3 separate regions of the Homo sapiens genome follow, and all the other regions are linked to region 3. The links are chromatin loops, found by intact Hi-C in ENCODE. Cell type or tissue: heart left ventricle. All regions are shown on one strand.

Region 1 (8,000 bases), 300 kb after region 3:
AACTATCTCAGATTTGCCATTTCTATATCCTAAGGCATGTTCCCATTCTCTAACGCAAGGGTTCCTTCTTTCCCAGCTGGCCTCCAACCCTACAAAAGCACTGCAGGGCATCACTCAGCCTTCTGTGCCTTAGTCACGCTGTTCTTCTCACCGTTCCACAAAACCTCCCTCAAGCCCAGCCTCACCTGAAGACCGAAGGGCACGGGCCTCTGAAAATTGTCAGCAGGGAACCTGTTCTCTTGTGTCTAACACCAAATGCCTTTCAGAATAGGACTAAAGCAGTGGACTTCTTTCTAGAAAATACGCAGAAATTCTTGCAAATAGCAGACAAGAGATCTCATTCATGGACAAGAATCCTTGTTATTAGAGGAATTGAGTTTCTTAGACTGACTATATATCAGGTTCTCCACGGCCCCATGGCTAATGGCTGCCATACTGGACGGCAAACACTCAACATTTCCATCATCACAGACGGTCCTACTGGACCGACTCCCAGCAGCACAGGCCGCACAGATCACTGTCCACCTGCCGCCCACTCTCCCTCTCTGCTGAGTATATTTAGGGGCAGCAACAGGTCTAGCTTAAAGACGTTTCCGAGCTGCTGGAAGCCAGGCATGATGACATGATCAATATCTGGGCCTGAGATGTAAGCACCAGTGTTGTGTTGAACTCCAGGAAACCTCTAAGAGAAAGCTGCCCTGCTGGGGACGGAGCTTCTCCGGCAGTCCTGCGGCTCCCTCTCCTCCACACTGTGACTCATCCATGACAGCCAGCGACGGTCAGGGCACGGAGGTCATGCCCAAGCACACACGAGTGAACCACAGAAGGCTGTCCTGGATGCTAAGCAGTCACTAATTCTGCCCTGGCCTGCTGACCTTCTATGTGGAGAAGAAGTGCACTTCTGGTCTCTTTCATATTCTTGATACAGTGAGGAGTATGTCCTACTGCTGTTTACCTCCACATACTGGTGCAGCCTCGTATGTTTATTGCAGCACTAGTCACAATAGCAAAGTCATGGAATCAACCTAAGTGCCCATCAACGGACGACCGGATAAAGAAAATGTGGTACATATATACCATGAAATACTACTTGGCCATAAAAAAAGAATGCAATCATGTCTTCTGCAGCCAGACGGATGGAATGGGAGGTCACTATCCTAAGTGAGTCAGAAGGTCAAGTGTCACACATTCTCCCTTGGAAGTGGGAGCTGAACGGTGAGTACACATGGACACACGGAGTGGACTAACAGACTGTGGGCTCCAAAAAGCGGGAGGGGTGGGGATGAGCAATTACCTGCTGAGTACAACACACACGACTTGGGTGACAGGTACATGAAAAGCCCAGACTCCACCACCTCCCAGTACATCCACACAAAGCTGCACCTGCATCCCCCTAGATCTGTTTTTAAAAAAACAAAACCAGTGCAGGGCCAGGTATGCAGCCAGCCTGCTCACTCCAGAGCGAGTCCAGGCTCTTACCTTCTGCATGCTGAGTCGCAGTTCCGATGTTCTTATGCTTCTTCCATCAGCAAATCTCAATTTGTCAAGATTCGTGACAGATTCTTCCCCAGCATTTGGTTTAATTGGAGGGACTTTATCTCCTAAAACAACAACAAAAAGAGCTAGAATTTAACTTTTGAAAACCGTTTTAAAAAAACAAATGGATTTAGTACTACACACAAAAATGTAGCATAGCCGCTCAAGGAGCCTGGAAACGGTGTAAGTCTCCTGAGCTAACACACTGCCAACCCACCCTACATCTGAGGCCATCTGTTGAGTTGGGGCCAATTTTAAAGAACAGACATAAAAGGCAAAACTGTTGGCACACAGTAGATATCCATTAAGTGATCTTAGAGTGAATAAACTAGAAATCATCTCTAAAATTAAAAAATTAAAATGTAGGCCAGGTGCAGTGGCTCACGCCTGTAATCCCAGCACTTTAGGAGGCTGAGGTAGGTGAAGCACTTGAGGTCAGGAGTTCAAGAGCAGCCTGGCCAACGTGGCAAAACCTCATTTCTACTAAAAACACAAAAATTATCTGGCATGAGAACTGCTTTAACCCGAAAGGTGGAGGTTGCAGTGAGCCGAGATCGCGCCACTGCACTCCAGCCTGGGCAACAGAGCGAGACCCTGTCTTACAAAAAAAAAAAATTAAATGTATACAGATTTATATACATTAAGTGTATATAAATGTCACTCCACTAACGGGAAAAAATGACACCTTCCAGATGGTGGTCCCAAGGGGCCGGCCGCCCCACTGTCCTTCACATTAGGGGGAGGAAGGTGGCTGCTGTGTGCTTGCAAGTCACCTGCTGATTTGGACTGTTGTGTGCTCTCACCTATACTTCAAGATTTGCAATTTTTTTTTTTTTTTTTTGAGATGGAATTTTGCTCTGTAGCCCAGGCTGGAGTGCAGTGGCACCATCTCGGCTCACTGCAACCTCCACCTCCTGGTTCAAGCAATCCTCCTGCCTCAGACTCTGGAGTAGATGGGACTACAGGAGTTTGCAACCATACCTGGCTAATTTTTGTATTTTCAGTAGAGATGGGGTTTCACCATGTTGGCCAGGCTGGTCTCGAACTCCTGACCTCAGGTGAGCCACCTGCCTCAGCCTCCCAAAGTGCTGGGATCACATGTGTGAGCTGCTGCGCACGGCCAAGATTTGCAACTCTTGTGTTTCCAAGATGTCTTGAAAAAAGTTTTAAAGGTTTTTTTTTTTTATAAAATTATATGTATTTTTTCTTCAATAGGTAACACATGCAGGAGATAGGAGGTATGAAATGCAGGAGTCAAACAGGCCCTGTCCCGCCTACCGCCTCTCCTCGGGACCAGGCTGTGGGTCTCTTGACGGTCTGCTCAAATGCTTCTAGGCTTGCTGGTGTCTCTTTTCCTTTTGTTTATAACGCTTTAAAAATTGATCATCCATTAAAATTGACTTTTTTCTTTCGGTGGACAGTTCTACAGTTTCTTTTTTCTTTTTTTTTTTTGAGACAGTGTCTCCTCCCTCTGTTGCCCAGGCTGGAGTGCAGTGGTGTGATCTCGGCTCACAGCAACCTCCGCCTTCTAGGCTCCAACAATCCTCCCACCTCAGCCTCCCAAGTAGCTGGGACTACCCAAGTGTGAGCCACCATGCCCAGCTAATTTTTGTATTTCTGGTAGAGACGGGGTTTCACCACCTTGCCCAAGCTGGTCTCGAACTCCTGAGCTCAAGCAATCGGCCTGCCTTGGCCTCCCAAAGTGGTGGGATTATAGGTGTGAGCCACTGCACCCGGCCTCAGTTCTACCGATTTTAACACATGGATAGATGCATGTAACCACTTTGGGAGGCTGAGACAGGAGGATCACTTGAGGTCAGGAGTTCAAGACCACCCTGGGCAACACAGGGAGACCCTGTCCCTAGAATACATTTTTAAAAATTAGCCAGATGTGGTGGCGTGCACCTGATCGTACCACTGCACTCAAGCCTGGGTGACAGAGGGAGACTATGTCTAAAAATACACATATATATATTTTTGGGGGGGTCGGGGGTTGGGGGAGAAGTAGGGATGCTACAAGCATTTTTTCTTTCCTTTTCATTTTTAAAAATTAAAGCGTAAAGATACAGTAAAATAAACTCATCATTTTTAATGTAGGTTTTTCAAACTTTGACACACACAGAGCTGTGTCTGTAAGCCTCAGCACAATCAGGAAACAGCCTCTGGCAACCACCAATCCCTTTTCTTCCCTAGATGTGCCTTGTCCAGAATGTCCTATCAACAGGACCACAGGCGTGCAGCCTTTTGAGTCCGACTCCACAGCATTCTGCGTGAGATGCTGCATGTGTGAGCGGTTTCTCAGATGTCAAGTATAGGGTATTCTCACAAAATGTTCTTTTCTGCATTTTCAAAGAAAGAGAAGCTCAAAATTTCTACACTGCTCTGAGAGAAGTGGTATCAGACCTCACTGCGACAAAGTGCAGGGCTATGGAGTGAGACAAGCACAACCTGTGGCGTCAGGAGCGAGGCACCTGAACTCCGCCTTCGCCGATGATCAGCAACGGCTGGGGATGAGACGCCGGCTCTGCATGTGCTGGCCTCCTGAGCTGTCGTCAGATCCACAGAGACACAGTGTCTGAAGTAGCTACCCTTTTAATACTGCCTGTACCTTTCTAACTACAGATAGAAAAGGGTCATGTTTATAAGGTACGGCGGTGCTAGTTTTTATTTCACTTGAGTCCATACAAAAAGCAAAAAGCGCCTGTTCTATAAAAACAGCAGAAATGATGCTAAACAGTTAACACCAGAGAAAGCTAACGGGAAGAACGTGGGCCTGGGGTCCCACCATCCTTGCCACGCAAACATCCACCAGTGCCTCATCCACCTCACACTGTTCTGAGCACACGAGGCTGCATGACCACCGTGAGGATCTCTGGAGGTGGGAACGATGCTAACTGTCCTGTTCTTCGTGCACATAAGACTCACACTCCCACACACGGTATTCCTTTTCCTGCACATTATTTGACGCTATCCTGAAAAGAAAACCAGCAAGTGAAATCGAATCTGTCCGTAGAGGGTGGGAATCCTGTTCACTCTAAGTCAGCCCTTCTCCTCTAATAGAGGTTAGTTGTACTTTTAGAATGGCCTAAATTATTTTTCTAAGTACCAAGAAGTTACATATTCATTCATGCCAACTATTTTAAATATTTCATTGCAAATAAGTGATTTTTATCAGGCAAGTAATACGTAATGAACTTCCCCTAAAAATAACAGCTTCCTAATAGTGCTTTTTCTAAACAGAAAATAATGACTGCAAAATAATTTAAAAAAAAAAAATGTAACCCCAAAAATGTCACCTTAACTGTTAAGATCCCCAACCAGCCTCTATCTAGTCTCAACATTACCACCATATAATCTCTGGATTTCTCAGTTTAATCACTTCTAGGGGAAAAAACCCAGACTACCTCTATATGCTCACTACGCAAATTTCCAGTAAGAAATCAAGGCTTTGTAACCTGGCTGGGTGCAGTGGCTCATGCCTGTAATCCCAATACTTTGGAAAGCTGAGGCAGAAGACTGTTTGAGTCTAGGAGTTCAAGACCAGCCTGGGCAATATTGTGAGACCCTGTCTCTACCAAAAAAAATTTTTTTAAATTAGCCAGGTGTGGTGGTGCACATCTGTAGTCCCAGCTACTTGGGACTCTGAAGGTTGAGGTGTTGAGGACTGCTTGAGCTCGGGAGGTTGAGGCTGCTATGACTGTGCCACTGCACTCCAGCCTGGGCTGACCCTGTCTCAAAAAAAAAGAAAAAAGACTAACCTCCTGCGCCTTCTCAAATAGTCTGGGTCCTGAAGAAAACACTTACCAGGCCTGCACGACTCTGCGATGCTCAGGGCACATGCCTGACCAGACAACCAGGTCCAACAGCGAGTTTGCCCCGAGGCGGTTGACACCATGTGCAGAGGCACAGGCGGCCTCCCCACAGGCGTACAGGCTGGGCACAATCTGATCCTGGCCATTCCCGTGCCTCAGGACCTGTGGAAAGGAAGATTTCAGGTGAAATGTCAAGATGCCCATTCCTCCACAAGCCCACCTCCCTCAACAGGGTGTCTGTGCTGCAGGTCAGAGAAAGAGAGGGAAGTAGGTCGGGCATGCAGTGGCTCACGCTTGTAATCCCAGCACTTTGGGAGGCTGAGGCGGGTGGATCACCTGAGTTCAGGGGTTCGAGACCTGTCTGGCTAACATGGTGAAACCCCGTCTCAACTAAAAATATAAAAATTAGCCAGGCATGATGGCAGGTGCCTGTAATCCCAGCTACTCGGGAGGCTGAGGCAGAAGAATCGCTTGAACCTGGGAGGCGGAGGTTGCAGTGAGCCGAGATCGCGCCATTGCACTCCAGCCTAAGCGACAGAGCGAGTCTCCATCTCCAAGAAACAAAGAGAGGGAAGTAAAGACCATATCTAAGAAGGAAGTAAGGACCATAGCTACTCTTCTTCAGAAGGAAACTTCCGAATGTATACCCCAGTTTCCCCTCTGCCCCTGAGCACCTGCTGTTACAAGCAGGTCAGAGGGCCTCCAATGTCAGCATCTGCGACTGTCCCCCGTGTCCCATGTTCCCGAGGCCCTCACCACCTGTGCTCCAGCTCAGACCCAGGAGCACGGCAGGTGGAGGAACATCAGCAGGGGAGACTGATGTTCCAGACTCTTCTACCCCCTGTTCACCTCTTCATCTATGCGGGGAAAGTAACAGCTTCCACCCACCTCGCCCAACAAGGAGGCTAAGTGACTGACAAGCTCTGTGTGAACCGCAAACCACTCACAGGTATGAATTATAAAGATCCTTCGATGTACAAGATCATTAGAAATAGGAATTATAAAGATCCCTTGATGTATAAGCTCATTAGAAATAACACAAGATCATATAGGAAAGTAATTATAAAATGGGAAAAGCTGCAAATGATGTATCTATGACAGTTTACTAAGGAGGAATAAATTATTAAGCCTCCTTCCATCCTCCAGTGATAGAAATTTCAAGTGCAATTTAGCAAACAATACAGTACTTTCTGGAAGGAAACATCTGTCTCTTCCTCTAAGATCTAAAGAGACAACTGCGAGATGGGCCCCATTGTCCCAGCCTTCTTTCCAGCTGTGGGAGAGAAGCCAGCACCATCACCTGCCCCTCGTAGCTGGTGGGAATGCCGTCCATGTTATAATGCACGGTGGGGAGGACAGGGATCGGCTCCTTCGTGACGTCCACACCAGCGAAGATCATGGCTGTCTCTGAAATGCCGGGCAAGGGCATGGCCAGCTGCTCTGGAGGTAGGTGGTGCAGCTGCAGGTAGACGTGATCTTTCTCAGGGCCACAGCCTCTGGTAAGACAGAACACCATCACATAAGGCAGAGAATGGCAACGGCAGCAGACCTGAGAATACGTCATCTTGGAAGCGTGTGAGTTTCAACATGTTTTGATACTGAGGAAAATTTCCCCTCATGTACGGCCACCCTCTCATCAAATCTTTTCTAAGCATCTACTGTATGCCAGGGACAATCCCAGGTGCTGGGACACAGCTGAGAACCAGAACAAAAACTCTGCCCTTACTGAACTCACACTCGTCTCAGGGATCACAGCCTGCAGCGGCTGTCCTTGGTAAAAGCATTAGGCCTCTATGCCAAATAGTCGTCCCTGCGTATCCGTGGCAGGTTGGGTCCAGGACCCCCACGGACACCAAAATCCGTGGATGCTCAAGTCCCTAATATAAAATGGCAGAGTATTTGCATATAACCTATGCACATCCTCCTCCATATTTTAAATCATCCTCATTTCAAGTTTTACATTTAAGTTGTACAGCAACTCCAGGATTACTCATAGTACCTAATACAATGTAAATGCTAGGTAAATAGCTGCTACACTGTGTTGCTTAGCGAACAATGACAAGGAAAAAAAAAAGTCTGCGTGTTTGTAAGGATGCAATTTTATTTTCAGTACATAGTTGGTTGAAACCACACATGTGGAACCGATGGATACGGAGGGCCACCATATTACAAGAAACCATCCGACTTCTTTTTTTTTTAATATAAAAATGTAAAACCTCTAAAGGCCACACCAGATACCAGCAGATATTTAGCAAGTGTTATCACATTAAAGAACAGGGTCAGGCAATGAAAGAGCTGCAAACTGTTCTTCTGAAAGGCAAATGACCCACACACTTTGAAAGCTGCCGAAAAACATCTGTGGGTATCAGACACCACACCCAAGGCTCACACGCCGACTTCAGGTTGGGTGCGTGTCTCTCTCTCCCATACTCCGTCACATACTCACACACACTAAGAGAAACTCTGTTCCACAGATTTGAGAAAGAAACTGGCTAAAATTTTCAAAATGTAGGTCTTTAGGAAAATATCGCAGACTAACAGACGCCTGCCGGCAGCTGAGAGAGGTGGCTGTGCACATGTGCCTGCACACGAAGGTGAGGGCGAGCGGTGCTGAAACTCACAGAAGCAACCCCGGCCCGTGTGCCCGCTCAG
Region 2 (8,000 bases), 280 kb after region 3:
GTACACAATACTTGATAATGATAATAAATGTGTTCCTGGATAGCACAGCACACACCATTCTGTACAATACACAATACGTGATAATGATAATAAATGTGTTCCTGGTTTATGTATTTACTATAATATACTATTGATCAGTGTTTTAGAGTGTACTCCTTCTCTCTATAAAAGAATTAAGTGAACTAGCAGGCCCTTTGGGAAGTACTGTAGAAGGCATTGTTACCACAGGCGATGACAGCTCCATGTGTGTTATTGCCCCTGAAGACCTTCCAGAGAGACAAAATGTGGAGGTGGAAGACAGTGATACTGATGACCCTGACCCTGTGTGGATCTAGGCTAACATGTGTTTTTGTGTCTTAGTTTTCAACAAAAAAGTTTAAAAAGTTAAAATACTAAGTTTATAAAGTTAAAAAGTTACAGTAAGCTAAGGCTGACTTATTGAAAAAATGTGCTTATACATGTAATATAGCTAAGCTGGCTTTTGCAAACATAGAGTCCTGTGGATGTTATGCTGACTTCGGCTTGGGGTTTTTCACAGAGAGAAGCATGGCAAGGGGGACTCCATCAGGTTGGTGCAAAGGTAATTGCTGTTTTCGCAATTAAAATAATGGGAAAAACTGCAATTACCTTTGCACCCACCTAATAACTTATCTAGGGGACTCTTTCTCCACCCAAAACCCAGGACACTTGGCCCACAACTACATCACCACCCCAGGGTTCCAGGACACTTGGCCCATGACTACATCACCACCCCAGGGTTCCAGGACACTTGGCCCACAACTACATCACCACCCCAGGGTTCCAGGACACTTGGCCCATGACTACATCACCACCCCAGGGTTCTTTACTATAGTTTTCTTGTTCTTCCTTCAATTACGTGTGACATTCCCAACTCCAAGATTCTTCCAGTCCTTCTCTCCCCCTTCATCTAAAGCAGGCTGTCATGAGTTTCTGTCAGCTGCAATCAAGAGTCATGACTCTTACAGTGGGTAGGATTACTCCCTTTTTTGTTGTCATTAAGGAAACCTGTAAGAGGAAAAACAAACACACTTTATGTGGAGAGACAGGGAAAGTTGTTCTATTCAGTCTGGAATCTAGTCCCTCAGCTGGTGGTCCACCTTCGGATTCACTGGTCTTGGGAGTAAGACGGTGCCTTGTAGTCAAAGAAGTGAGGAATTCTGGTGCCTCCTGAGGGTGGAACTGAGGAGAGGAGACGTGAGAGAGGATGCTGGAAAGGAGGAAGCAGCCAGAATGTGTAGGGCCTTTGTGGCCAGGCCAAGGAGCCTCAGGGAATATCTGAGCGTCTTAAATAGGTCAGAGGGCAATTCTGAAAACAAACTCCTTCTACCTGCTGTGTAGGCAATGAGTTGTCATTGTTAGATAGAGGATAAAATGAACCCAATTAGATTATTGCCATCATTCCAGTGATTGAAGATGTTGATCTGTAATAGGGTAATGGCCATACACTTTCGAGAGGAAAAATGTTCAAATTTAGGGGATAATTAGAAATCTGCACTTACAGCCCTTGGTGACACTTTTCCTATGAGCCAAACGGAGAGGGGGAGAGAGAGAGAAGGTGGACAGTCACCGACATATGAGGCAGTGGAAGAGGAACAGGCATGGATAGGAAGAGAATTGTGGGACACACTGGGTTCGAGATGCCTGTGTGAGACAGTCTCATGAATATGTCCAGTAGTATATTGACCAAGCAAGTCTGTCAGGAGCCTCTGGAAATGAGGTACAGAATTTGATAGTCATCACTATGGAGATGGTAACCTGAGCCGTGAGAGAAGCTAAAATCCCCGGGGAGAGGATGTAGAATGAGAGGAGAAAATGGGCCAGGACAAACACAAGGAATGCTCGGAGGGAGGGGCAAAACCAGAACAGTACAGCGTCCCCAAACCAAGGAAAAGAATGTTGCCAGAAGAGGAGAGTCAGGCTGTTTCAAACTCTGCTAAGAAGTGAAGGATGTTGCATATTGAGTAGAGTCCATTGGGGTTACCAGTCAGGCTGACTCAGGGATCCTCTTTGGCAGAAGTAGTTCCAATGAAGTGGGAGGAGGAAGGGAGGAGCAGAGGCCAAATGAGCGTGAGGAGTGTTTAGGAGTTGACAGAAAGTGTATCCACTTTTTTGAGACGTTTAGCCAGGAAGAGGGAGAGACATGGGGCAGTAGGTGGAGGAGGAGATGAAATTAAGGGAGTGTATGGAGTTTTAAAATGGAAAGCTTGATCCTGTTTAAATGCTGTTTTATGCCCCTACGAGGGCGAGGTTAAACATACAGAATAGAGGCATAACTGATAGAGCCAAGACTCCCACCCAGGAGCGGGTTTCGAGCGGCACCTCTCTAATTCAATCCCAAAGGAAAAGAGGATACATGTGGGTCCAGGTACATGCTGAGGTTTGGTGGCAGGACTTTGAAGGAGGTCCCATCTGATGGCTTCTATTTCTCCTGTGAAATAGGGGAAGCCCTGTCTGCTGGTTGTGATGTGCCGTGACAGTCAGAAATGCGGGGAAAAGGGGACAGGTCTGAAACGGGAGGCGTTAAGAATGGGAAAGTAAAGGCAGGCGCGATGGCTCACGCCTGTAATCCCAGCACTTTGGGAGCTCGAGGCGGGTGGATCACCTGAAGTCGGGCATTTGAGACCAGCCTGGCCAACATGGTGTAACCCCATCTCTACTAAAAATACAAAAATTAGCCAGGCATGGTGGTGTGTGCCTGTAATCCCAGCTACTTGGGAGGCTGAGGCAGGAGAATCGCTTGAACCCAGGAGGTGGAGGGTGCAGTGAGCTGAGATCGCGCCGCTGCACTCCAGACTGGGTGGCAAAGCGAGACTCCAACTCAAAAAAAAAAAAAAAAAAGAATGGGAAAGGGAGAGTGTCTGGGGAAGCAGCGTTGCCTCGGCAAGGCCTGAGACCGGCTGGGGTTAGAGATCAGGACTCCCGCGTGGCCTCGTCTCTGCCTCTGTGCATTTTCCCCCAGCAGGTCAGCAGTGTGAAAGGCGGGGGTTCTAGTAGGTCTCACAGGGAGACAATGCAGGAAGGGGCTGAGAATTGCAAGTGAGAGGTTATTGGTAGGACGGACAATGCAGGAGCTGGATGGACTGCACGGACTGAGCGATCGCCACCGAGAGATATTTGGGGTACCCTGCCCCAGTCCCCAGCCCTCAGCCCCCGACCCACCATGGGAGGTGGGAGCAGCGGGCAGGCCGGTTGGGGGCCAGATACCCAGGCAGTGGGATGTGCAGTGGGAGGGGTCTCCGCCCCTGCCCCGGGTCCCCACTGGCCCCTCCGCCGCCGACCGGCCCCCCCGCGGCATCCCAGAGCCGACCCAGGCCCAACTAGAGGAATGGCTGCAGAGCTGGGATCCTAATGACACAGGACAGTGGTGGAGCGTTAAGAGCTCGGTGGTAAACGTGCACTGAAATACAGTCATGCTGTGCAGAAGCTCTCTAGTTTCATTAGATACCTTTTGTCAATTTTGGCTTTTGTTGCCATTTCTTTTGGTGTTTTAGTCATGAAGTCTTTGCCCATGCTTACGTCCTCAATGGTGTTGCCTAGGTTTTCTTCTAGGATTTTTCTGGTTTTAGGTCTCACGTTTAAATCTTTAATGCATCTTGAGTTAATTTTTGTATAAGTGTCAGCAAGGGGTCTAGTTTCGGTTTTCTGCATATGACCAGGCAGAGTGAACAGGCAACCTACAGAATGGAAGAAAATTTTTGCAATCTATCCATCCGACAAAGGGCTAATATCCAGAATTTACAAGGAACTTAAGTAAATTTACAAGAACAAACAACCCCATCAGAAAGTGTGCAAAGGATATGAACAGACACTTCTCAAGACATTTATGCAGCCAACAAACATGAAAAAAACTCATCGTCACTGATCATTAGAGAAATGCAAATCAAAACCACAATGAGATATCATCTCACACCAGTTAGAATGGTGATCATTAAAAAGTCAGGAAACAACAGATGCTGGAGAGGATGTAGAGAAATAGGAATAGTTTTACACTGTTGGTGGGAGTGCAAATTAGTTCAACCATTGTGGAAGACAGTGTGGCGATTCCTCAAGGATCTAGAACTAGAAATACCATTTGACCCAGCCATCCCATTACTGGGTATATACCCAAAGGATTATAAATCATTCTACTGTAAAGACACATGCACACGTATGTTTATTTATTATTTTTGAGACGGAGTCTTGCTCTGTTGCCAGGCTGGAGTGCAGTGGCACGGTCTCGGCTCACTGCAACCTCCACCTCCCGGGTTCAAGCGATTCTCTTGCCTCAGCCTCCTGAGTAGCTGGAACTACAGGCACACACCACCACGCCCAGCTAATTTTTTGCATTTTACTAGAGAAGGGGTTTCACCATGTTGGCCAGAATGGTCTTGATCTCCTGACCTCGTGATCCACCCGCCTCAGCCTCCCAAAGTGCTGGGATTACAGGTTTGAGCCACCGCGCCCAGCCCCGAGCACATGTATGTTTATTGCGGCACTATTCACAATAGCAAAGACTTGGAACCAACCCAAATGCCCATCAATGACAGACTGGTTAAAGAAAATGTGGCACATAGACACCATGGAATACTATGCAGCCATAAAAAAGGATGAGTTCATGTCCTTTGCAGGATCATGGATGACACTGGAAACCATCATTCTCAGCAAACTAACACAGGAACAGAAAACCAAACACTGCATGTTCTCACTCATAAGTGGAAGTTGAACAATGAGAACATATGGACACAGGGAGGGGAACATCACACACCGGTGCCTGTTGGGAGGTTGGGGGCAAGGGGAGGGATAGCATTAGGAGAAATACCCAATGTAGATGACAGGTTGATGGGTGCAGCAAACCACCATGGCACATATATACCTATGTAACAACGCTGCACGTTCTGCACATGTATCCCAGAACTTAAAGTATAATAATAATAATAATAAAGGAATTGAGAGACTGTTGATATCAACTGTTCCCTGAGCCACATGGAAAGCTGTATCCTCTGCAGGCTGCTTGGTGAGTATGTGAGGAGGTATATTCATTCACTTTGAGACCTATTTCTCTAAGAAAGGGTCCTGAAAGGCTTTCCCCTGCTACAGGGACAGCCCTTGGCAAGGAAGCCACTGTCCTCAGGCACACAGGGCTCCTTCATCTCCTGCAACAGATACAGCCCTTGGCAAGGAAGCCACTGTCCTTGAGCACATAGACAGGGCTCCTTCATCTCCTGCAACAGGGACAGCCCTTGGCAAGGAAGCCACTGCCCTTGAGCACATAGACAGGGCTCCTTCATCTCCTGCAACAGGGACAGCCCTTGGCAAGGAAGCCACTGTCCTTGAGCACATAGACAGGGCTCCTTCATCTCCTGCAACAGGGACAGCCCTTGGCAAGGAAGCCACTGTCCTTGAGCACATAGACAGGGCTCCTTCATCTCCTGCGACAGGGACAGCCCTTGGCAAGGATGTCACTTCCTTGGGCACACAGACAGGGCTCCTTCAGCAGACAGCAGATAGATATGCAATGCAAGCCTTGGTTTTTTGGGATGATTCCAATGCAGCACCAGATACGTGTGTCCAATTCTGGGGTTTGCTCATAGGAAACCCATGTGCCAGCAAATCTATGTCACATTCTCCAGTATCACCTTTATAAGGAATAAAGTCAATTTACTGTTCTTCTGTAAAAAGAAAGAAACGTATTCATGACTGTAGCTTGGCTGTCACTCAAGTGCAAGTGAATGGTGGATGTGGCCGCGCGGCTCCACGCACTGATTCATAATCCCCAAAAGGGACAAGGGCAGACCCAGCTCTCTGCAGGGCAAACGCTCCACAACCCAAAACACTTGTTTCTGTTGTTGTTGCTGTTTGGAAACTCCCTCTTCTATTTCCCACCTCCCTCTTTCCCGTTCTCATTCCCTTTTCTCTGCTCCTATTTCTGTTTCCCTCAGTTCCACCTAATACCCCGTGGTGTCACCCTAGCCCTTTCCTCTACCCACTCCAGCCTTACTACCCCCAACGTCCCACACCCTGGGAAACACCAAGGTCTGCCTCTGTACCTCCAAGTTCTTTCCCCGTTATTGCCCTGGGTCAGTCCTTTGTGGGGGCTCCTCTCTCCTCTCTTGATTTCTTTTCATCTGGCTAACCTCTAATCCTGTAAGATTTACCTCAAATATCTTTCAAGAAGTATTTTCTGAATCCAAGGAGGACCTAAAAGCCATTCTGCTGGCCTCCCAGAGCTGAATCTGCCCATCTCCCCCGGATTATATTAAAATTATAAGTCATGTAAAATCCTTTTGGAACGAGACAGGGTATGATAAATAAGAAATATTCAACAAGTATACGTTACTTGTGTACACATACCACCTGACTTCTTTAACAACACATTGCAAGAAATAAAAAGATGGAGACATACGGCTGGGCGCAGTGGCTAATGCCTGTAATCCCAGCACTTTGGGAGGCCAAGGCAGGTGGATCACTGAGGTCAGGAGTTCGACACCAGCCTGGCCAACATGGTGAAACCCCCATCTCTACTAAAAATACAAAAATTAGCCAAGTGTGGTGGCAGGCACCTGTAATCCCAGCTACTCGGAAGGCTGAGGCAGGAGAATCTCTTGAACCCGGAATGCGGAGCTTGCAGTCAAGCAAGATTATGCCACTGCACTCCAGCCTGGGTGACACAGCAAGACTCCATCTCAAAAAAAAAAAAAAAAAGAAAAAGAAAAAGAAAAAACACCATGCATGCATACTCATATGAATGTACAAATGGATGAGTCTAGAACAAAAGATACTAGCCTGATACATATACAAACTATGCAGCTGCAGTCCCTGCCTCTTCCGCAACCCTGACCTCTAAGAAAGCTCTAACTCTGAATCCTGTCAGCACCTGGGCTGTGCTGCTTGGGACAACATTGTCTTCACAAGTCCTCTCCACATTCTCAGAGGTGGGGGTATTGCCAATGATGGGGGTTACTGCCTGAGTCCCGTCACCAGGGGACAAAGCTACAGCAGACACCACCATCTGCCAACAAAAAGAGAGATCATCTCCCACCCCTGGTTCTGCTGACGCAATCACTGGAAGCATCGAGGCACCACTATGTCCTCACCTGCCTCGGATTCAATTTCCTCCTAGCCAGGTCTGTTCTAAGGTCTCCAGAAGTTGAGAAATTAATTGAAAGATAACACTTTCCTCCCTGTGTTAAGGTTTATCACATAATGTATCCAAATACTGGGCCAGTCTTTCCTTTGGTCTCATTTCTATGAGCTAATCTGAAAATGCCTTTTCTGTTTTCCTTAGAATTTTTCTAAATGTTTCTGGGCGCTTGTGTTCCTGAGGCTTTCCACAGTGCACCCTCTTGTTCATCTGATGTCTTTGGCACATATAGGCCCTCGACAGGTAGTTGTTCAATGAACAGATGACCATCCTGTCCTTTGTGTGAACAAGCATAGCAAGTGCACATTGTATCTGTTTGTGTATCCAACAGCGTCCCTCCAAAGCCACTTTGTTCACTTATTTTCTCAGGATCACGGACGGCTGCATCTTGACATAAGCACACAGAATCTTTCCTTTTCCAGTCACTTTTCCTTTTTCCAGATTCCGGCCATAGAATTCCAGGCACAGAGCCAACCATGCCTGGCACCCCCTCCTGTCTTGGGACAAGGATACTTTCTCCTGTGGCTCCCATCTTGCTTCCAACATTCTTCTGCCAGAATTCAGTTTGGCGGACAATGACCTACTACTTTTAATTTTTTTCCCCTTTTTGCTCTTCTACCAAATACCGCTTTTCACCCAGGCTTTTCACTGCGTAGTGGACAATCTATCAAACAGGTGCTGTCCAGCGTGAGGGGCAGTTGCAAAGGTCTGCATCGGTGCTGGCTGATGGAACTTTCCGGTGATGGCATCATTCCGTAGCTGCACTGTCCAGTGAGGAGGCTACTTGCCACTGTGGCTACTGCTTGGGATGGTGCAGGTCTGAATATCTTACTCACAGCTCACCTTTTTGGTGCCTTTG
Region 3 (8,000 bases):
TTTATTCCTCCTAAGTAAACTGTCATAGATACATCATTTGCAGCTTTTCCCATTTTATAATTACTTTCCTATATGATCTTGTGTTATTTCTAATGAGCTTATACATCAAGGGATCTTTATAATTGCTATTTCTAATGATCTTGTACATCGAGGGATCTTTATAATTCATACCTTTGAGTGGTTTGCGGTTCACACAGAGCTTGTCAGTCACTTAGCCTCCTTGTTGGGCGAGGTGGGTGGAAGCTGTTACTTTCCCCGCATAGATGAAGAGGTGAACAGGGGGTAGAAGAGTCTGGAACATCAGTCTCCCCTGCTGATGTTCCTCCACCTGCCGTGCTCCTGGGTCTGAGCTGGAGCACAGGTGGTGAGGGCCTCGGGAACATGGGACACGGGGGACAGTCGCAGATGCTGACATTGGAGGTCCTCTGACCTGCTTGTAACAGCAGGTGCTCAGGGGCAGAGGGGAAACTGGGGTATACATTCGGAAGTTTCCCTCTGAAGAAGAGTAGCTATGGTCCTTACTTCCTTCTTAGATACGGTCTTTACTTCCGTCTCTTTGTTTCTTGGAGATGGAGACTCGCTCTGTCACTTAGGCTGGAGTGCAATGGCGCGATCTCGCCTCACTGCAACCTCCGCCTCCCAGGTTCAAGCGATTCTTCTGCCTCAGCCTCCCGAGTAGCTGGGATTACAGGCACCCGCCATCATGCCTGGCTAATTTTTGTATTTTTAGTTGAGACGGGGTTTCACCATGTTAGCCAGACAGTTCTCGAACCCCTGAACTCAGGTGATCCACCCGCCTCAGCCTCCCAAAGTGCTGGGATTACAAGCGTGAGCCACTGCATGCCCGACCTACTTCCCTCTCTTTCTCTGACCTGCAGCACAGACACCCTGTTGAGGGAGGTGGGCTTGTGGAGGAATGGGCATCTTGACATTTCACCTGAAATCTTCCTTTCCACAGGTCCTGAGGCACGGGAATGGCCAGGATCAGATTGTGCCCGGCCTGTACGCCTGTGGGGAGGCCGCCTGTGCCTCTGCACATGGTGTCAACCGCCTCGGGGCAAACTCGCTATTGGACCTGGTTGTCTGGTCAGGCATGTGCCCTGAGCATCGCAGAGTCGTGCAGGCCTGGTAAGTGTTTTCTTCAGGACCCAGACTATTTGAGAAGGCGCAGGAGGTTAGTCTTTTTTCTTTTTTTTTGAGACAGGGTCTTAGTGCCCTGTTCTTAGGGCGCGAAGAACAGGACAGTTAGCATCGTTCCCACCTCCAGAGATCCTCACGGTTGTTATGCAGCCTCGTGTGCTCAGAACAGTGTGAGGTGGATGAGGCACTGGTGGATGTTTGCGTGGCAAGGATGGTGGGACCCCAGGCCCATGTTCTTCCCGTTAGCTTTCTCTGGTGTTAACTGTTTAGCATCATTTCTGCTGTTTTTATAGAACAGGCGCTTTTTGCTTTTTGTATGGACTCAAGTGAAATAAAAACTAGCACCGCCGTACCTTATAAACGTGCGCCCTTTTCTATCTGTAGTTAGAAAGGTACAGGCAGTATTAAAAGGGTAGCTACTTCAGACACTGTGTCTCTGTGGATCTGACGACAGCTCAGGAGGCCAGCACATGCAGAGCCGGCGTCTCATCCCCAGCCGTTGCTGATCATCGGCGAAGGCGGGGTTCAGGTGCCTCGTTCCTGACGCCACAGGTTGTGCTTGTCTCACTCCATAGCCCTGCACTTTGTCGCAGTGAGGTCTGATACCACTTCTCTCAGAGCAGTGTAGAAATTTTGAGCTTCTCTTTCTTTGAAAATGCAGAAAAGAACATTTTGTGAGAATACCCTATACTTGACATCTGAGAAACCGCTCACACATGCAGCATCTCACGCAGAATGCTGTGGAGTCGGACTCAAAAGGCTGCACGCCTGTGGTCCTATTGATAGGACATTCTGGACAAGGCACATCTAGGGAAGAAAAGGGATTGGTGGTTGCCAGAGGCTGTTTCCTGATTGTGCTGAGGCTTACAGACACAGCTCTGTGTGTGTCAAAGTTTGAAAAACCTGCATTAAAAATGATGAGTTTATTTTACTGTATCTTTACGCTTTAATTTTTAAAAATGAAAAGGAAAGAAAAAATGCTTGTAGCATCCCTACTTCTCCCCCAACCCCCGACCCCCCCAAAAAATATATATATGTGTATTTTTAGACATAGTCTCCCTCTGTCACCCAGGCTTGAGTGCAGTGGTACGATCAGGTGCACGCCACCACATCTGGCTAATTTTTAAAAATGTATTCTAGGGACAGGGTCTCCCTGTGTTGCCCAGGGTGGTCTTGAACTCCTGACCTCAAGTGATCCTCCTGTCTCAGCCTCCCAAAGTGGTTACATGCATCTATCCATGTGTTAAAATCGGTAGAACTGAGGCCGGGTGCAGTGGCTCACACCTATAATCCCACCACTTTGGGAGGCCAAGGCAGGCCGATTGCTTGAGCTCAGGAGTTCGAGACCAGCTTGGGCAAGGTGGTGAAACCCCGTCTCTACCAAAAATACAAAAATTAGCTGGGCATGGTGGCTCACACTTGGGTAGTCCCAGCTACTTGGGAGGCTGAGGTGGGAGGATTGTTGGAGCCTAGAAGGCGGAGGTTGCTGTGAGCCGAGATCGCACCACTGCACTCCAGCCTGGGCAACAGAGGGAGGAGACACTGTCTCAAAAAAAGAAAAAAAAAAGAAAAAAGAAACTGTAGAACTGTCCACCGAAAGAAAAAAGTCAATTTTAATGGATGATCAATTTTTAAAGCGTTATAAACAAAAGGAAAAGAGACACCAGCAAGCCTAGAAGCATTTGAGCAGACCGTCAAGAGACCCACAGCCTGGTCCCGAGGAGAGGCGGTAGGCGGGACAGGGCCTGTTGGACTCCTGCATTTCATACCTCCTATCTCCTGCATGTGTTACTTATTGAAGAAAAAATATATATAATTTTATAAAAAAAAAAAAACCTTTAAAACTTTTTTCAAGACATCTTGGAAACACAAGAGTTGCAAATCTTGGCCTTGTGCAGCAGCTCACACATGTGATCCCAGCACTTTGGGAGGCTGAGGCAGGTGGCTCACCTGAGGTCAGGAGTTCGAGACCAGCCTGGCCAACATGGTGAAACCCTATCGCTACTGAAAATACAAAAATTAGCCGGGTATGGTTGCAAACTCCTGTAGTCCCATCTACTCCAGAGTCTGAGGCAGGAGGATTGCTTGAACCAGGAGGTGGAGGTTGCAGTGAGCCGAGATGGTGCCACCGCACTCCAGCCTGGGCTACAGAGCAAAATTCCATCTCAAAAAAAAAAAAAATTGCAAATCTTGAAGTATAGATGAGAGCACACAATAGTCCAAATCAGCAGGTGACTTGCAAGCACACAGCAGCCACCTTCCTCCCCCTAATGTGAAGGACAGTGGGGCGGCCGGCCCCTTGGGACCACCATCTGGAAGGTGTCATTTTTTCCCGTTAGTGGAGTGACATTTATATACACTTAATGTATATAAATCTGTATACATTTAATTTTTTTTTTTTTGTAAGACAGGGTCTCGCTCTGTTGCCCAGGCTGGAGTGCAGTGGCGCGATCTCGGCTCACTGCAACCTCCATCTTTCGGGTTGAAGCAGTTCTCATGCCAGATAATTTTTGTGTTTTTAGTAGAAATGAGGTTTTGCCACGTTGGCCAGGCTGCTCTTGAACTCCTGATTTCAAGTGCTTCACCTACCTCAGCCTCCTAAAGTGCTGGGATTACAGGCGTGAGCCACTGCACCCGGCCTACATTTTAATTTTTTAATTTTAGAGATGATTTCTAGTTTATTCACTCTAAGATCACTTAATGGATATCTACTGTGTGCCAACAGTTTTGCCTTTTATGTCTGTTCTTTAAAATTGGCCCCAACTCAACAGATGGCCTCAGATGTAGGGTGGGTTGGCAGTGTGTTAGCTCAGGAGACTTACACAGTTTCCAGGCTCCTTGAGCGGCTATGCTACATTTTTGTGTGTCGTACTAAATCCATTTGTTTTTTTAAAACGGTTTTCAAAAGTTAAATTCTAGCTCTTTTTGTTGTTGTTTTAGGAGATAAAGTCCCTCCAATTAAACCAAATGCTGGGGAAGAATCTGTCACGAATGTTGACAAATTGAGATTTGCTGATGGAAGAAGCATAAGAACATCGGAACTGCGACTCAGCATGCAGAAGGTAAGAGCCTGGACTCGCTCTGGAGTGAGCAGGCTGGCTGCATACCTGGCCCTGCACTGGTTTTGTTTTTTTAAAAACAGATCTAGGGGGATGCAGGTGCAGCTTTGTGTGGATGTACTGGGAGGTGGTGGAGTCTGGGCTTTTCATGTACCCGTCACCCAAGTCGTGTGTGTTGTACTCAGCAGGTAATTGCTCATCCCCACCCCTCCCGCTTTTTGGAGCCCCCAGTCTCTGTTAGTCCACTCCGTGTGTCCATGTGTACTCACTGTTCAGCTCCCACTTCCAAGGGAGAATGTGTGACACTTGACCTTCTGAGTCACTTCACTTAGGATAGTGACCTCCCGTTCCATCCGTCTGGCTGCGGAAGACATGATTGCATTCTTTTTTTATGGCCAAGTAGTATTTCATGGTATATATGTACCACATTTTCTTTATCTGGTCGTCCGTTGATGGGCACTTAGGTTGATTCCATGACTTTGCTATTGTGACTAGTGCTGCAATAAACATACGAGGCTGCACCAGTATCTGGAGGTAAACAGCAGTAGGACATACTCCTCACTGTATCAAGAATATGAAAGAGACCAGAAGTGCACTTCTTCTCCACATAGAAGGTCAGCAGGCCAGGGCAGAATTAGTGACTGCTTAGCATCCAGGACAGCCTTCTGTGGTTCACTTGTGTGTGCTTGGGCATGACCGCCGTGCCCTGACCGTCGCTGGCTGTCATGGATGAGTCACAGCGTGGAGGAGAGGGAGCCGCAGGACCACCGGAGAAGCTCCGTCCCCAGCAGGGCAGCTTTCTCTTAGAGGTTTCCTGGAGTTCAACACAAGACTGGTGCTTACATCTCAGGCCCAGATATTGATCATGTCTTCATGCCTGGCTTCCAGCAGCTCGGAAACGTCTTTAAGCTGGACCTGTTGCTGCCCCTAAATATACTCAGCAGAGAGGGAGAGTGGGCGGCCGGTGGACAGTGATCTGTGTGGCCTGTGCTGCTGGGAGTCGGTCCAGTAGGACCGTCTGTGATGATGGAAATGTTGACTGCCGTCCAGTATGGCAGCCATTAGCCATGGGGCCGTGGAGAACCTGATATATAGTCAGTCTAAGAAACTGAATTCCTCTAATAACAAGGATTCTTGTCCATGAATGAGAATCTCTTGTCTACTATTTGCAAGAATTGCTGCGTATTTTCTAGGAAGAAGTCCACTGCTTTAGTCCTATTCTGAAAGGCATTTGGTGTTAGACACAAGAGAACAGGTTCCCTGCTGACATTTTCAGAGGCCCGTGCCCTTCGGTCTTCAGGTGAGGCTGGGCTTGAGGGAGGCTTTGTGGAACGGTGAGAAGAACAGCGTGACTAAGGCACAGAAGGCTGAGTGATGCCCTGCAGTGCTTTTGTAGGGTTGGAGGCCAGCTGGGAAAGAAGGAACCCTTGCGTTAGAGAATGGGAACATGCCTTAGGATATAGAAATGGCAAATCTGAGATAGTTTGAAGTGAGAATACTAGAAGTGTTCCCACCAAACAAGGTGTGTCTTGGTGCCTGCTGTATCCCAGGCTCCGTGAGGTGCCGGAGTCAGCACTGAACAAACAGAGCTTCCTATGCTTGCGGAAATGCATTTCGTTGGGGGAAGGGATTTTTCTGCTGACTCTGGCTATTAATAGTAACAATCAAAAAAAGAAATGAGGTAAATTGTTAGAAACAGGCCCCCAAATGTGGCCATAAACTGGCCATAAACAAAATCTCTGCAGCATGTGACATGCTCGTGATGGCCAGGACGCCCACGCTGGAAGGTTATGGGTTTACCGTAATGAGGGCAAGGAACACCTAGCCCACCCAGAGCGGAAAACCTCTTAAGACGTTCTTAAACCACAAACAATAGCATGAGCGCTCTGTGCCTTAAGGACATGCTCCTGCTGCAGATAACTAGCCAGACCCATCCCTTTATTTCCTGTAAGGAATACTTTCAGTAAGTCTTATCACTGGCTTGCTGTCAATAAATACATGGGTAAATCTCTGTTTGAGGCTTTTGGCTCTGAAGGCTGTGAGACCCCTGATTTCCCACTCCACACTCTATATTTCTGTGTGTGTGTCTTTACTTCCTCTAGTGCCACTGGGTTAGGGTTTCCATGACCCAGCTGGTCTTGGCAGTAAATATTGAAAAGGAATAGATACAGTTTCCATTATTTACAGATATAATTTCCAAAAAATTTCCAGAGAATAAATGGAAAAACTAACAGAAACAAAACAAGAATGTAGTAAGGTATGTGGATAAGAGATTTGTATGTAAAAATCAGTAGCTTTGCAATGTGCCAGCAGTAATCTGCTCAGACATCAGTAAATATCTCATTCGCATTTCAAACAAAAAATTTAAAATGCCTTGAAATAATGTAACCAGAAATACGAAAAGATGATACGAAAACGTCGCTGCTGAAGGACATGAAAGAATGTAATACTAGATTCTGAGATGCAATTTTTTTCATTTGTTCTTCCTGAAAAACCGTTAGGTTGATGTGCATTACAGTGTTACGATTATGTATGAGTCTAAGGAAAATCAGATGAAATGTCCAAATTGAACCATGAAGGTGCATTGGTAGAGGAAGAGACAATTAGGGTCAGTGGAGCAAAGCACAGTTAGAGGGAGAAGCAAGGAGGAGGAGGGATCACGGAGGTGGTGCCTGTGTGTCCCACAGGAAGCAAAAGCTGATGCCCAGTTCCCAGCATACCTAAGTAAACTTCAGGTCCACTCCCAGCACGTTTCTCGTGATAGTAAAACTATGAAGGAACTCAGTGTACAAGGAGCTTCTACAAAATAGGCAGAAGACAGTAGCCAGATGGGCCAAGGGCCCCAGCCACCCACGCCCCTCCCTCTCCTTGAAGACCTTCGGTTCCAACCCCACCATCAGCAGGGCTCTGCTCAGTTCCTCCTTGTGTGTATCACCACAGGGCTGCTGGCTCGTGTCACGTTCACCACCAGACCCCACATCAGGAGTCCCGCCAGGGGTGTGGGGAGGCAGCGCTGCCTGGTTGGCCGTGGAGCCGTATGGAACATGGTGCCTCACAGGCAGTCTGCTTGGCGTCCTGGATCCTGGCTGTATCCCGCTGGAAAGGATGTGTGTGGGTCTAAGATATGTATATAATAGAAACATTTATTCAGAAGCTTTAGTCAAGACTTCATTTTTAAGTTCAGAGTAATAAACTCATAGTCTAAATTTCCTAATTTTTCTGTTTAATTTACATAAATAAAATGAAATGCAAAACAACAGGTCTAAAAGTTAAGCAGTTCTTGGTATGGCTGCTTCTATGAATTAAAAGTTTACAAATAATATTTTGTGCCACAGTCAACGCAAAATCATGCTGCCGTGTTCCGTGTGGGAAGCTTGTTGCAAGAAGGTTGTGGGAAAATCAGCAAGCTCTATGGAGACCTGAAGCATCTGAAGACGTTTGACCGGGGTGAGCAGACAGTGGGCTCTGTGCACACTGTTGGGCCCTGCCTTCTGCAGGGTGGGCTGGTGTCTGTCCCGTCAGTGCTGACTTAGTTCCATGCTTGCTGTCTGGATGGGTGCTGGCCCCCAGCTGTAAAGCCACAACCAGTGACTCCATGGACTAGCAGGCCCAGGCTGACAGCTCGGAGGGCCCGTGTGACTGGGTCCCACCTGCCCCTGATGGAACTTTTTGTGTCCCCAGGAATGGTCTGGAACACGGACCTGGTGGAGACCCTGGAGCTGCAGAACCTGATGCTATGTGCGCTGCAGACCGTCAATGGAGCAGAGGCGGGGAAGGAGTCACGGGGCGCGCACGCCGGGG

What was found. Peaks named below come from ENCODE experiments on the same cell type or tissue, not always from the same donor. Only the 100,000 strongest peaks of a DNase experiment are listed, where the experiment ranks them.
Region 1: a loop joins it to region 3, with 11 times the contacts of the local background. A loop is called at or near these places in 14 of 110 quality-filtered maps.
Region 2: a loop joins it to region 3, with 9 times the contacts of the local background. A loop is called at or near these places in 6 of 110 quality-filtered maps.

What each region holds. Positions count from the first base shown.
Region 1 is chr3:195,671,328-195,679,327 of GRCh38, reverse strand. It overlaps the pseudogene SDHAP2. Among named protein-coding and RNA genes, the nearest start is that of MIR570HG, 13 kb to the left of the region's middle. In heart left ventricle, no CTCF peak of the experiment used is centred here; no DNase peak of the experiment used is centred here.
Region 2 is chr3:195,692,056-195,700,055 of GRCh38, reverse strand. All of the region lies in intron 2 of MIR570HG (MIR570 host gene), which reads right to left. It overlaps MIR570 (microRNA 570), which reads right to left and starts at 655; the gene lies at 559-655. LOC124909477 (a long non-coding RNA gene) reads right to left here and starts at 3,511. Exons shown (of 2, transcript XR_007096227.1): 1 at 3,467-3,511; 2 at 986-1,026. In heart left ventricle, no CTCF peak of the experiment used is centred here; a DNase peak (open chromatin) is centred at 3,218.
Region 3 is chr3:195,967,525-195,975,524 of GRCh38, reverse strand. It overlaps the pseudogene SDHAP1. Among named protein-coding and RNA genes, the nearest start is that of TNK2, 63 kb to the right of the region's middle. RefSeq lists a silencer at 3,472-3,704 and enhancers at 7,293-7,793, 7,794-8,000. In heart left ventricle, no CTCF peak of the experiment used is centred here; DNase peaks (open chromatin) are centred at 1,024, 4,934, 5,150 and 7,216.